Linked DNA regions of Homo sapiens: region 2 is linked to region 1. Evidence: chromatin loops called from intact Hi-C (ENCODE). Cell type or tissue: mammary epithelial cell. All regions are shown on one strand. Each heading gives the region's core, and the rest is flanking DNA. Links, peaks and the distances in the headings are about the cores only. Region 1 has its middle 45 kb from the start of HOMER3. Region 2 holds the start of CERS1 (ceramide synthase 1).

Region 1 (5,363 bases), core at 88-5,087:
GCAAAATAATTGCTTGAAACTGGGAGGTGGGGGTTACAGGGGGTTGCAGTGAGCCCAGATTGAGCTGCTGTACTCCACCAGCCTGGGCAACAGAGTGAGACTCTGTCTCAAAAAAAAAAAAAAAAAAAAAAAAAAAAAAAAAAGAAGAAGAAGAAGAAGAAGGTTTTCTGCGTTCTGAGGGACTTAGTTGCTCCCAGACATCTCTGCCTCTTGCAACAACCTGCCAAGAACGTGGAGAGCCAGAAAGGAGAGGGTGAACATCTCTGGACTGAAACAGGGAAACTGTCAAAGGCTCTAGAGTAGGCAGGTGGGACGTCCAAGCCAGAAAGGACAGGTTTGCTCTGGGTTCCTTGCAAGTGACCTCCATGGGGTTCGGGGCTGAGACGGAGCCTACAACGTTGTCTAAGGCCACATTTCAGACAACTGCCAGAGAATGGTTGTTTTACCAAATAGCTGGCCAGCACACGGGGTCTATGTCTCTGTGTCTTTTGGCTAGGTTATTCACACCCCACCCTCGTCAGCTGTCAGGGTTACCCTGGGGAATGTCAATTCCAGGCACTTCTGGTTCCAGTGGGCATTCAGGCAAAGGGTGCTCCAGCAGCCCAGGGTAGCCCTGATACCCTGCACAGGTGCCTGCCATTAAATGGGGCTGGAACCGAGGGGTATAGATGGAACAGTTCAGAATTGCTTTCATTCCTGCCCTGCCCTTCCAGACTGCTCTTTTAAAAGGTGTAAATCAGGCCAGGCATGGTGATACATGCCTGTAGTCCCAGCTACTCAGGAGGCTAAGGCTGGAGGATCATTTCAGCCCAGGAGGTCAAGGCTGCAGAGAGCTATGATCATGCCACTGTACTCCAGCCTGGGCTACAGAGTGAGATGCCGTCTTAAAAATAATAATGATAATGATGATAAATTTTTTGTTTGTTTTTGAGACAGAGTCTTACTCTGTCACTCAGGCTGGAGTGCAGTGACGCCATCCCGGCTCGCTGCAACCTCCACTTTCCGGGTTCAAGTGATCTTCTCGCCTCAGCCTCCCGAGTAGCTGGAACTATGTGTGTGTACCACCATGCCTGGCTAATTTTTGTATTTTTAGTACAAACGGAATTTTGCCGTCTTGCCCAGGCTGGTCTCAAACTCCTGACCTCAAGCGATCCGTCTGCCTTGGCCTCCCAAAGTGCTGGGATTACAAGCATGAGCCACCGCACCATGACAAAAGCCCCTCTCTACTAAAAAATACAAAAATTAGCTGGGCATGGTGGCGCGTGCCCATAGTCCCGGCTACTCAGGAGGCTGAGGTGGGAGGATTGCGTGAATCTTGGAGGTGGAGGTTGCAGTAAGCCGAGATGGCACCACTACACTCCAGCCTGGGCGACAGAGTAAGACCCTGTCTCAAAACGAAAACCAACAAATAAAAATGTGTGGTGAATGAATGAATGAATGAATGAGTGAACAGACAAGATGTAAAAAGCCGATCAGAGCCTCTGCCAAGGAGATGTCAGAGGGTTTTTCACAGCAGCCTTTGAACAATGGCCCTGGGAGGAAGCCAGGCTTATTTCCCCATTTGACACAGGAAGAAACTGTCTTGGTTCAAATCTGATCCTTTTTTCTCCTAAGACCACAGCTGCCTCCGAAACAAAGGCCGACAATTGCTGCCAGCAAGTGCTTTGCTGTTTTTACTTCCTCTAAACATTCTTCAGTGGATTTTCCTTTCAAACTGGTTGTAAGGAGGCACATGGCTGGGTGTTGGTGGGGGGTGGCACCCCTGCCCGGACCCCACACGCTTCCCTACCACGTGGCCGGTTTGGAGTAGACCCATCTTTGTGCTGAAACACAGCCCAACATTGCCATATACGGGGGGCTTGTCTACATTTTACAAGATTTTTACAAAAATGATGCTACACTTTGCAAATGGATTTATTTTTTTTGAGACAAGGTCATACTCTGTCACCCAGGCTGGAGTGCAGTGGTACAATCACAGCTCACTGCAGCCTTGACCTCCCGGGCTCAAGTGATCCTTCCTCCTCAGCCTCCCAAGTAGGTGGGACTACAGGCATGTGCCACCATGCCCGGCTAGGGTTTCTTTTTTTTTTAATAGAGATGGGGTCTTGTTACGTTGCCCAGGCTGGCCTTGAATTCCTGGCCTCAAGCAGTGCTCTTTCCTCTCCCTCCTAAAGTGCTGGGATTGCAGGTGTGAGCCACCACGCCCAGCTTGGAACATCTTTATTTTAAGATGAGCATGCTGGGGCCTCAGGGAGTGAAGTGAATTTTCCAAAGTCACTCGTTGTGACCAGGACACTGGAGTCAAGGCCCTTTCATCATGTCATGGGGTCTAGGTAAGGACTCAGGAAACTTCATTTATTTATTTATAGATAGAGTTTTGCTTTTGTAGCCCAGGCTGGAGTACAGTGGTGCGATCTCGGCTCACTGCAACCCCCGCCTCCTGGATTCACGCGATTCTCCTGCTTCGGCCTCCGGAATAGCTGGGATTACAGGCATGCACCACCACACCCAGCTAATTTTTGCATTTTTAGTAGAGACGAGGTTTCACCATGTTGGCCAGGCTGGTCTCGAACTCCTGACCTCAGGTGATCTGCCTGCCTCGGCCTCCCAAAGTGCTGGGATTACAGGCGTGAGCCACCACGCCTGGCCTTTGTTTTAAGGAGGAGGAGTCAGCCAATGGGATGCCTCAAGGACTGGGTCCACTGACACAGAACAATGGAAACAGATCAGCGATGTCTGAGTTCACAGCATGCGGGTGCTGCTCCTAAGAACCCTTCTGTAGATGCTACTGTTCTCCCCATTTGCAAATGAGGAAGCTGACACTCAGAGATGTGGATCACCCGCCCCAGGTTACACAGCACAGAGAGGACATGTTAGGACTGAGGATTCAAATTCTTAAGGTTTGCTTTCCTCCTGGCAAAAGCAAGTCATGAAGGCGTGGAAGCTGAAATCTCGAGGCTAACGCTCCCCTTTTCACACCTGGCCACAAGCTGCAAGAACTGGGAGTTGGTGCTCCCATGAGTCCAACCTGAGGATTCGCTGGAGAAAAATTCAGCCAAGAAAAGCTCAGCTCGTGAGGTCCCCCTCCTGGGCTGTGAAGGAAGCGGATAGTGCCAGTCATTACAGAGCCGCAATTCCTGAGTGTTAAAGTTCTCAGGGCCATGAGTATGGACTTCGTGGGAAATAGAAGCACCGTGTAGACCTATGCATGTGTGTATGTCTGTGTGCATACGTGTGCATGTCTCTGTGTATGTATGTGCATGTGTGCACGCATTCGCACATGGCGTTGCACAGGGTGTGTCCATGTGTACGCAAGTGTGTGTATATAGGGAGCTTCTAAATCAGATGAAACCAACTGGAAATCCGGATACTGATGTTTAGAATTCAAGCTCTGGAGTCAGACTGCCCCAGGCCTCAGTTTTTCCATTGGGAAATGGGCTGATCCTCCCCGGATGAGAGCACTGGAGTCCAGAGAGGCCAATGACGATCAGATTTATCTCAGTATATGGTCTGTGCTGTGGGCCTTGAGGCTGAAATTTTGTGAGCTCCTTTAATTCTCTTTTTTGTGTGTGTTGGGGGTTGGCGGCAGGGTCTTGCTCTGTCGTCCAGGCTGGGCTGCAGTGGTGCATTCATAGCTCACTGCAGCCTCCAGCTCCCTGGCTCAAGCAATCCTTCAACCTCAGCCTCCCGAGGAGCTGGGACTACAGGTGGGACTATCATGCCCTGCTAACAAAAACGTTTCTTTTTGTAGAGGTGGAGCCTCCCTATGTTGCCTAGGCTGCAGCCCCAGCATTCATTAATCATCCCCGGCTCCTACCTCTGCCCAGCCCTTAATCCCCCGAACATATGATGGGGATTAATCCCCCAAACCCTTGGGGGGGATTAATCCCCCAAACATATGGGGATGGGGGGACTTGTGACAACTTACCACTCTTTCCCTGGATAGCTCCTCTATGGAATGTGGTAGAGTTTGGGGGCCACCCAACCCTCAGGCTGGCCAGGGAGGGGTGGGCAAGGGGAGCTGAGAAGGGCTTGGGGATCCTCACGAGGGAAAACTGAGGCCCAAGCGGGTGGGATGTGAAAGGATCAGTCGGTAACAAGACCAGTCCCTCTGAACCCTCTAAGAGAGGTCCTGGGTAACCGTATGTATTTAACCCTGCAAGCTGTTGGCTACATTTCACTGGAGAAAATGCAGGCGTGGAGGGTCCCACCGCTTGACCACCTCGGGGAGGACTGACTGTGAGCAGAGGGTCAGTAATAGCGTCCCTGTTGCTGGCACATCTCTGGCCCTCAAAACACCACCCTCCACCATGGGTGGGCATTGGGGTAGTATGTGGACACAGGGGAGATAGAGGCCTGGCTGGGCCCCTCAGGGAACACGGTGACCCCAAACCACCACAGGCTCCTGCACTGTTGAGGTGGGGCTGGTGACAGGGTGGGGGTGACAGGGACAGAGTTGAGGGACCTGGAGGAGGTAGAGAGAGTCAGCAGTCAGGTCCATATCCCAAGAGGTCAGGGTTTGGGGGGTGAAGCTGGCATTGGAGCCCAGCCTAAGGGCCAGTGCCTGCCAGAGACACCTGCAGGAACCACAGCCCCCACTGTCCCGGAGAGGCAGGGAAACTAGGGAATTGGGACATCAGCAGGGTCACCCCAAAGTTAGATGGCACATGAACTGTGTGGAGGGAGGCAGCAAGGTGAGGAGACCCTCAGGAGGACCCTTTGTTCTCATATGCTATTTCCTGGACTTTGTCCACAAAGAAGCCCATTCTAGGATGTAGGGCCCAAACCCAAATGGCTAGGCGTGGAGAACCTGTTAGCTAAATGACAAGCCATCATACATACATGTGTATATGTAAGTTTATTTCAGGTTTGTATTTTTAGATATAGGGTTGCCCAGGCTGGAGTACTGTGATGCAATCTCAATTCACCACAGCCTCCAATCCTGGGCTCAAGTGATCCTCCCACCTCAGCCTCTCCAGTAGCTGGGATTACAAGCACAGGCTGCCACACATGGCTTCAGAATTTTTTTTTTTTTTTTTTGAGACCAAGGGTCGCTCTTGTTGCCCAGGCTGGAGTGCAGTGGCGCGATCTCGGCTAAACGCAACCTCTGCCTCCAGGGTTCAAGCGATTCTCCTGCCTCAGCCTCCCGAGTAGCTGGGATGACAGGCATGCGCCACCATGCCTGGCTAACTTTTGTATTTTTAGTATAGATGAGGTTTCTCCATGTTGGTCAGGCTGGTCTTGAACTCCCAACCTCAGGTGATCTGCCCACCTCCACCTCCCAAAGTGCTGGGATTACAGGCGTGAGCCACCGCGCCCAGCCTCAGAAATTTTTTAAGTGAAAAAAAGCAGGGAGCAGAATA
Region 2 (5,339 bases), core at 1-5,000, 92 kb before region 1:
TTTGGGAGGCTGAGGCGGGCAGATCATGAGATCAGGAGATTGAGACCATCCTGGCTAACACGGTGAAACCCCGTCTCTACTAAAAATACAAAAAATTAGCCGGGCGTGGTGGCGGGCGCCTGTGGTCCCAGCTACTCAGGAGGCTGAGGCAGGAGAATGGCGTGAACCCAGGAGGCGGAGCTCACAGTGAGCCGAGATCGCGCCACTGCACTCTAGCCTGGGCGACAGAGCGAGACTCCATCTCAAAAAAAGAAAAACAACCACATCCAGAACAGAACTCAAGCTGCTGCCTCAGCTCTCTGCAGCCACCCTCCTCCTGTCCCCATGAAACGTGAGTGCCTCCGGGCCTTTGCACGTGCTGTTACCGACACCTGGAATGCCTGCCTGGACCCACACAGGGGTCCTTCCAGGATGTCTTCCCTGAGCTCCAACACGGCCAGATACCCCCTTTCCTGTCCCCAGGGATCACCTTTGTCTTGGGGCTGGCTTAACTTCTGAGACACCCATAGGAGCTCTGATTCTGATAAGCATCCCCTTACACTGTTCTTTTTTTCTTTTCTTTTTTAATACAGAGTCTCGCTCTGTTGCCCAGGCTGGAGTGCAGTGGCGCGAACTCGGCTCACTGCAACCTCTGCCTCCCAGGTTCAAGCGATTCTCCTGCCTCAGCCTCCCGAGTAGCTGGGATTACAGGCGCCCACCACACCCGGCTAATTTTTTGTATTTTTAGTAGAGACGGGGTTTCACCATGTTAGCCAGGATGGTCTCGATCTCCTAACCTCGTGATCCACTCACCTTGGCCTCCCAAAGTGCTGGGATTACAGGCGTGAGCCACTGCGCCTGGCCCTCTTTTTCTTTTTTGATACAAGACAGGGTCTCACTCTGTCGTCCAGGCTGGAGTGCAGTGGCGTGCTCATAGCTCCCCTTGGCCTCCAACTCCTGGGCTCCAGTGATCCTCCTGCTTCTGCCTCATGAGTAGCTGGGACCACAAGCCTGGCGTCTTTGTGTTTTAAGCAGAGCCCTCCCGGCCATCCCCTCAGGGCCCCTACCGTAGAAGACAGATGGTGGGTCATGGAAGAAGGGGTAGTCGGTGCCAAACAGCAGGTAGGCACTGTAGCTCCAGCTGCCCAGGTAGAAGAGAAACTTCCAAGCGCTCTCGGGCATCTTGGCGGCATCTCTGGGCTGGAGGCAGCACCGCTTCGCCAGGGGCTATGGGGGAGAAGACAGGCGGGCAGCCATTGGTGCTGGGGGCCAGAGACTGCTCCTTTGGGGTGGGGAAACTGAGGCCCAGGGACTCCCCAGGCCGGGCAGCACTGGGAAGGCCTGTCCCCCATGCCCACAGCCACCTGGAGCATAAACAGAGCCCACAGGCGCCTGCCAAGGCTAAACTTAGTGCCCAGCTGTCCGGCCGCCGCGGTGCTGGGAGGGGAGTGAGGGGGGAGGCCCCGAGGGGAGCAGGAGGGCTCTGGGGGCCAGAAGGGGGACACTTGGGCTTACGATGAGGGAGACGGATGGATGCGTCAGCCCAAGGGAGTTGGGCTGGTGGGGGTGACCCTTGAAGGGAACATGGAGGGGGTTATATGGGGGCATCTTGGGAAACACAGAGAGCCCCATGGGACCGACACAGAGGGGAGAGGAAGAACTTGTGAGGAAGCCGCCCCCTCAGTGGGAGATTCTGGAGAGGCTAGAGGGCTGGGAGAGACTAGGGGGAAGGTGTGGCGGGGACATGGGAACCTGGGGGCGATGAAAGGGGAGGAGGGGCTGGAGGCAGAAAAAGGGGACAGGAGGCGGAAAAGGTGTCACAGGCGAGGTGAGACCCTGAGGGGACATTGGGAGTGCAGAGGAAGCTGCTGGCTCCAAGGCAGGGGTTGGGGAGTGCGGTGGGTGGGTGGGTGGCGGGGCGCGGCTCCAGAGCTGCCCGGCCAAGCCCCACCCCTGGACAAGTCCCACCCCCTTCCCAGAGGCTGAGGGGGCCGGAGCCCAGAGCACCCAGCAGTTGTCATGGAGACAGCTGGAGCCGGCTCCGGTAACCCCTGGCAACCAGGCTGCTGCCAAGAAGATCAGCTTTGGAACACCCGGCAGCCCCTCCACCCATTTCTGAGGAAGGGCGAGCCTCGAAATGGGGCGAGCACCCCACCCAAGGGGCTGGGGAGGGCCCCCGGGGCTCGGCCCTGGTAGTCTACCAGCCGCCACATCCTCCTGTCCCGCAGGGGTGGGGGACGGCTTGCCCTCCTGGGTCTCGGGCTTCCCAGCTGGAAACTGGGAAGAAGGCAGGGGCAACAAGCAGGATAAAGACCACTGCGGACCCAGGGAGGGGCCCTGGACAGCCCTGTCTCCCCCTCCCACAGTAGGGGTGTGGCTGGGGTCTCTCCCTCATGTGGGTGATATGGGGACGGGAGTGGGGAGAGTGGCAGTCAGACAACATCCCATCATCGACCTCACAAGGGCCAGCCTCTTCCCGGCCAGCAGAGAAAGGCCCCTTTGTTGGCGCTGGGCACATTGTCCCTGCACCCTCCAGCCAGACGGGCGGGGTGACACCAGCTGGTCCACGGGGGTGTCCAGGCCAAGCTAAAGGCCCAAACACCTTCCAACCAGCTCCTGCCACAGCGACCCCTCCCCAGGGAAGTGAGTGGGGTCAGGCGCCAATGTCACCATCATGGTCACTCTCTCGCAGGGGCGATGGTCTCCGCAGAAACTGGGGAATTCTGCTGTCGCCTCTTGGAGGCAGCACAGTCCAACCCTGAAGCCCCGGGCCATGTCACCTCCAAGGGAGCGACCACTGGCGTGGCCAGAGCACCCAGGCCCTTGCCATCCCTGGTCGGAGGGTGGCGCTGACCCCAGATAGGCACAAGGCAGCGACCGGGCAGCTCCTGCCTCTTCCCGATTACAGCGGGCAAGCCGGCCCCGCCGCCGCACGGACCCAGCAGAAAACGGGCAGCGGACCTCGCTCCGGGCCGGGGCGCAGCCCGCATGGCAGGGAGGCGCATGGCGCAGGCCGCGGTGCGCCGAGCCCTCCCGTTCCCGGTCCTGGGCTTCTCAGTGTCTGGCTCGGCCCTGCCGGAAAGAGCGCGCGGTGGCCGGAGCCATCCACCGCGCGGGGCCCCCTGGTCCCAAACTGACCGGAAAGGGCCGTGCCTCGGTCCCCCACGTCTCAAACATCCCACCTGTCTCGGGCCCCCCATGTCCCAGACTCACCCCAGCCCGGCCACACCCCCGCATCTACCCGGTTCCCCCACGCAGCACTGTCTGAAGGGGGCGCGCGGCGGCCCGAGAGACCTTATCCTGGGGCTCCAACGTCCTGGGCCTCTCCAGCCCGAGGCCCCCACCCACGTTCCGGCGACCCCTTCATCCGCAGCAGCCAGCGCTGGAAGAAAGGAACGCGCCGGCGGCCCCAGGTCCCCGGTCCCGGCTTCCCCCAGTCCGGGGTCCCCTCGTCCCGGCCCCCGGCCACACTGACCCGAAAGAGGCGCGCAGTGGCCGCGGAGCGCAGGGCGGTCCAGCCCAGCGCGCCGAGCGCCAGCAGCAGCAGCTCGGGCGGCGCCAGGTGCGCGTGCTCAGCCAGGCCGCGACGCGCCAGCCCCCAGCCGCAGTCCGTGCAGCCCCGCGCCGCCGCCAGCGCGCTGCCCCAGCCGCGCTGCACTAGCTGCGCGTAGCTCGGCATGGGCTCGGGCCCCGTCGGCCCCGCCGCGGGCCCCGCCGCCGCCATACCGCCCGCTCGCCCGCCGTGCCCGTCGCCTGCGCCCGCCCGCGGTAGCCGACGGAGCCGCGCGCCCCGCGTCACGCGCCGCAGCTGGGCCGGGGGCGCGCGGGCGGGAGAGCGGAGGGCGGAGGGGCGGGACCGGCGCAAGCTCCGCCCCGCTGGGGGCGCGGCTGGGGGGCGGCCAGCGGGGACGCGGGGCGCCCTGGAGGCGGGCCCGCGCCCCTGCCCGTTTCCCAGCAGAGAAACCCAGGCGCGGGGGCCGGAGCTGGGGGCCCGTTGGACCTGGACCCCGAGAGACCCCGCGCACCGCCGTGTCGCGCCCCCATGCCTGCCCCGCGCGCCCCCCGCTCCCCCACCCCACCGCGCCGTGCCCGTGACGGGGGGCACGGGGGACACTAGCAGGCAGTCCCCTCGACTGGCGACCCCCGCTTCTCCCGGCCCTCCAGCACGCCACGCCGCTCCCGCTCCATCGCCCCGGCCCGCTCCGACCTCACCGTTCTTGGAGCCCTCGCTCCTTCTCAAGGACCCGAGGCCTGGCACGCCTTGGCACAGTCTTGGGACCATCCCGTGGCCCTCCCGCATTCAGGAGGCGTAGGCTCAATGAAACATTCTCATTCTTCAAAAGGACACGGCCCACGCCAGGGCGTTGGGAGGCGCACCTAGTGGAGACGCAGCTCTCTGCCCTACACCAGGAGCTTGGCAATGGGGTTCCAGCTTGGACGCGGGTACCCTGGGCACTTCCCAGGCATCTTCTTCTGCAGGTCTGCACAGCGGGCTACTGGGACAAAGGTGTGATGGGGGCTGCTGAGATTAGGGGGTTCTCTGAGGGTCACTTGCTGCTGTGACCCTGGGGAACCCGGGGGGGGGGCTCCCCAACATCAGGTTAATACATGAGTTGCAGAGAGGCTGCAGGAGTGGGTGCCAACGTGGGAGGGACTCCCAATCTGGATCGACTGTGACATCATTGGGACCACCATAAGTGACTTTCCAATGCACTGTTCATTGACAAGGCCCTGTGCCCAAAGCCACTGAAGGCCATCGAGGAAGACACTGGTCACCTCTGTTAGGACCGCCATCTCCCCAGGCACTGCTGCACCCCCCCTCCATCCTAGCCCGCAGGATGTCCCCACACCTGGCCTTCAAGGTGCAGGATGCAGGGATGAGTCCTGCAGCAGCCGCGCTGGCTCCCGAACACCTGCACCTGAACTTCAGGGGCACAGGTGAACACACCTTCCCCTTGCCCCACACCGAGTCCCCCACAACACATCCAGGTGGCCCTGCATCTGGCCACTTCTCTGCATCTGCACAGCCTTGCCCCCCGCTCCCCGCCACCACCACCACTACCACCACTACCCTCTTCCGTCTGGTATCCTGGCTTCCTCCTCACCCCACAGAGGTGAGAAGGTGGCTGCGACGCTGTTGGCCTGTTCCTCGTCTGCTTGCAGCCCTCTATGGCTCCTGTTCCACTCAGGGAAAGCCCAAGTCCTCACTGGCTGCCCTCACAGCGCCCTGTTTCCCTCCGCCTGTGGGCTTTTCTGCTGTTCTTCCAACATGCCAAGCTCTGTCCTGCCTCAGGGCCTTTGCACTAGCTGTTCCCCCCTCCTGAAATGCTGTTCCCCTAGGTACCTGCATGGCTCTTCTG

Evidence for each region. A loop is a pair of places that touch in the nucleus more often than their neighbours do. Peaks named below come from ENCODE experiments on the same cell type or tissue, not always from the same donor. Only the 100,000 strongest peaks of a DNase experiment are listed, where the experiment ranks them.
Region 2: a loop joins it to region 1, with 14 times the contacts of the local background. A loop is called at or near these places in 20 of 110 quality-filtered maps.

What each region holds. Positions count from the first base shown.
Region 1 is chr19:18,983,846-18,989,208 of GRCh38, forward strand. No RefSeq gene overlaps it. Among named protein-coding and RNA genes, the nearest start is that of HOMER3, 45 kb to the left of the region's middle. In mammary epithelial cell, for the core only: a CTCF peak has its summit at 3,087; a DNase peak (open chromatin) is centred at 3,026.
Region 2 is chr19:18,892,370-18,897,708 of GRCh38, forward strand. CERS1 (ceramide synthase 1) reads right to left here and starts at 3,789. Exons shown (of 8, transcript NM_021267.5): 1 at 3,455-3,789; 2 at 1,047-1,206. The coding sequence starts at 3,703. It overlaps GDF1 (growth differentiation factor 1), which reads right to left and starts at 3,789. Exons shown (of 8, transcript NM_001492.6): 1 at 3,455-3,789; 2 at 1,047-1,206. RefSeq lists a silencer at 2,790-2,839. In mammary epithelial cell, for the core only: a CTCF peak has its summit at 2,791; no DNase peak of the experiment used is centred there; H3K4me3 peaks cover 617 bases; H3K27me3 peaks cover 1,262 bases.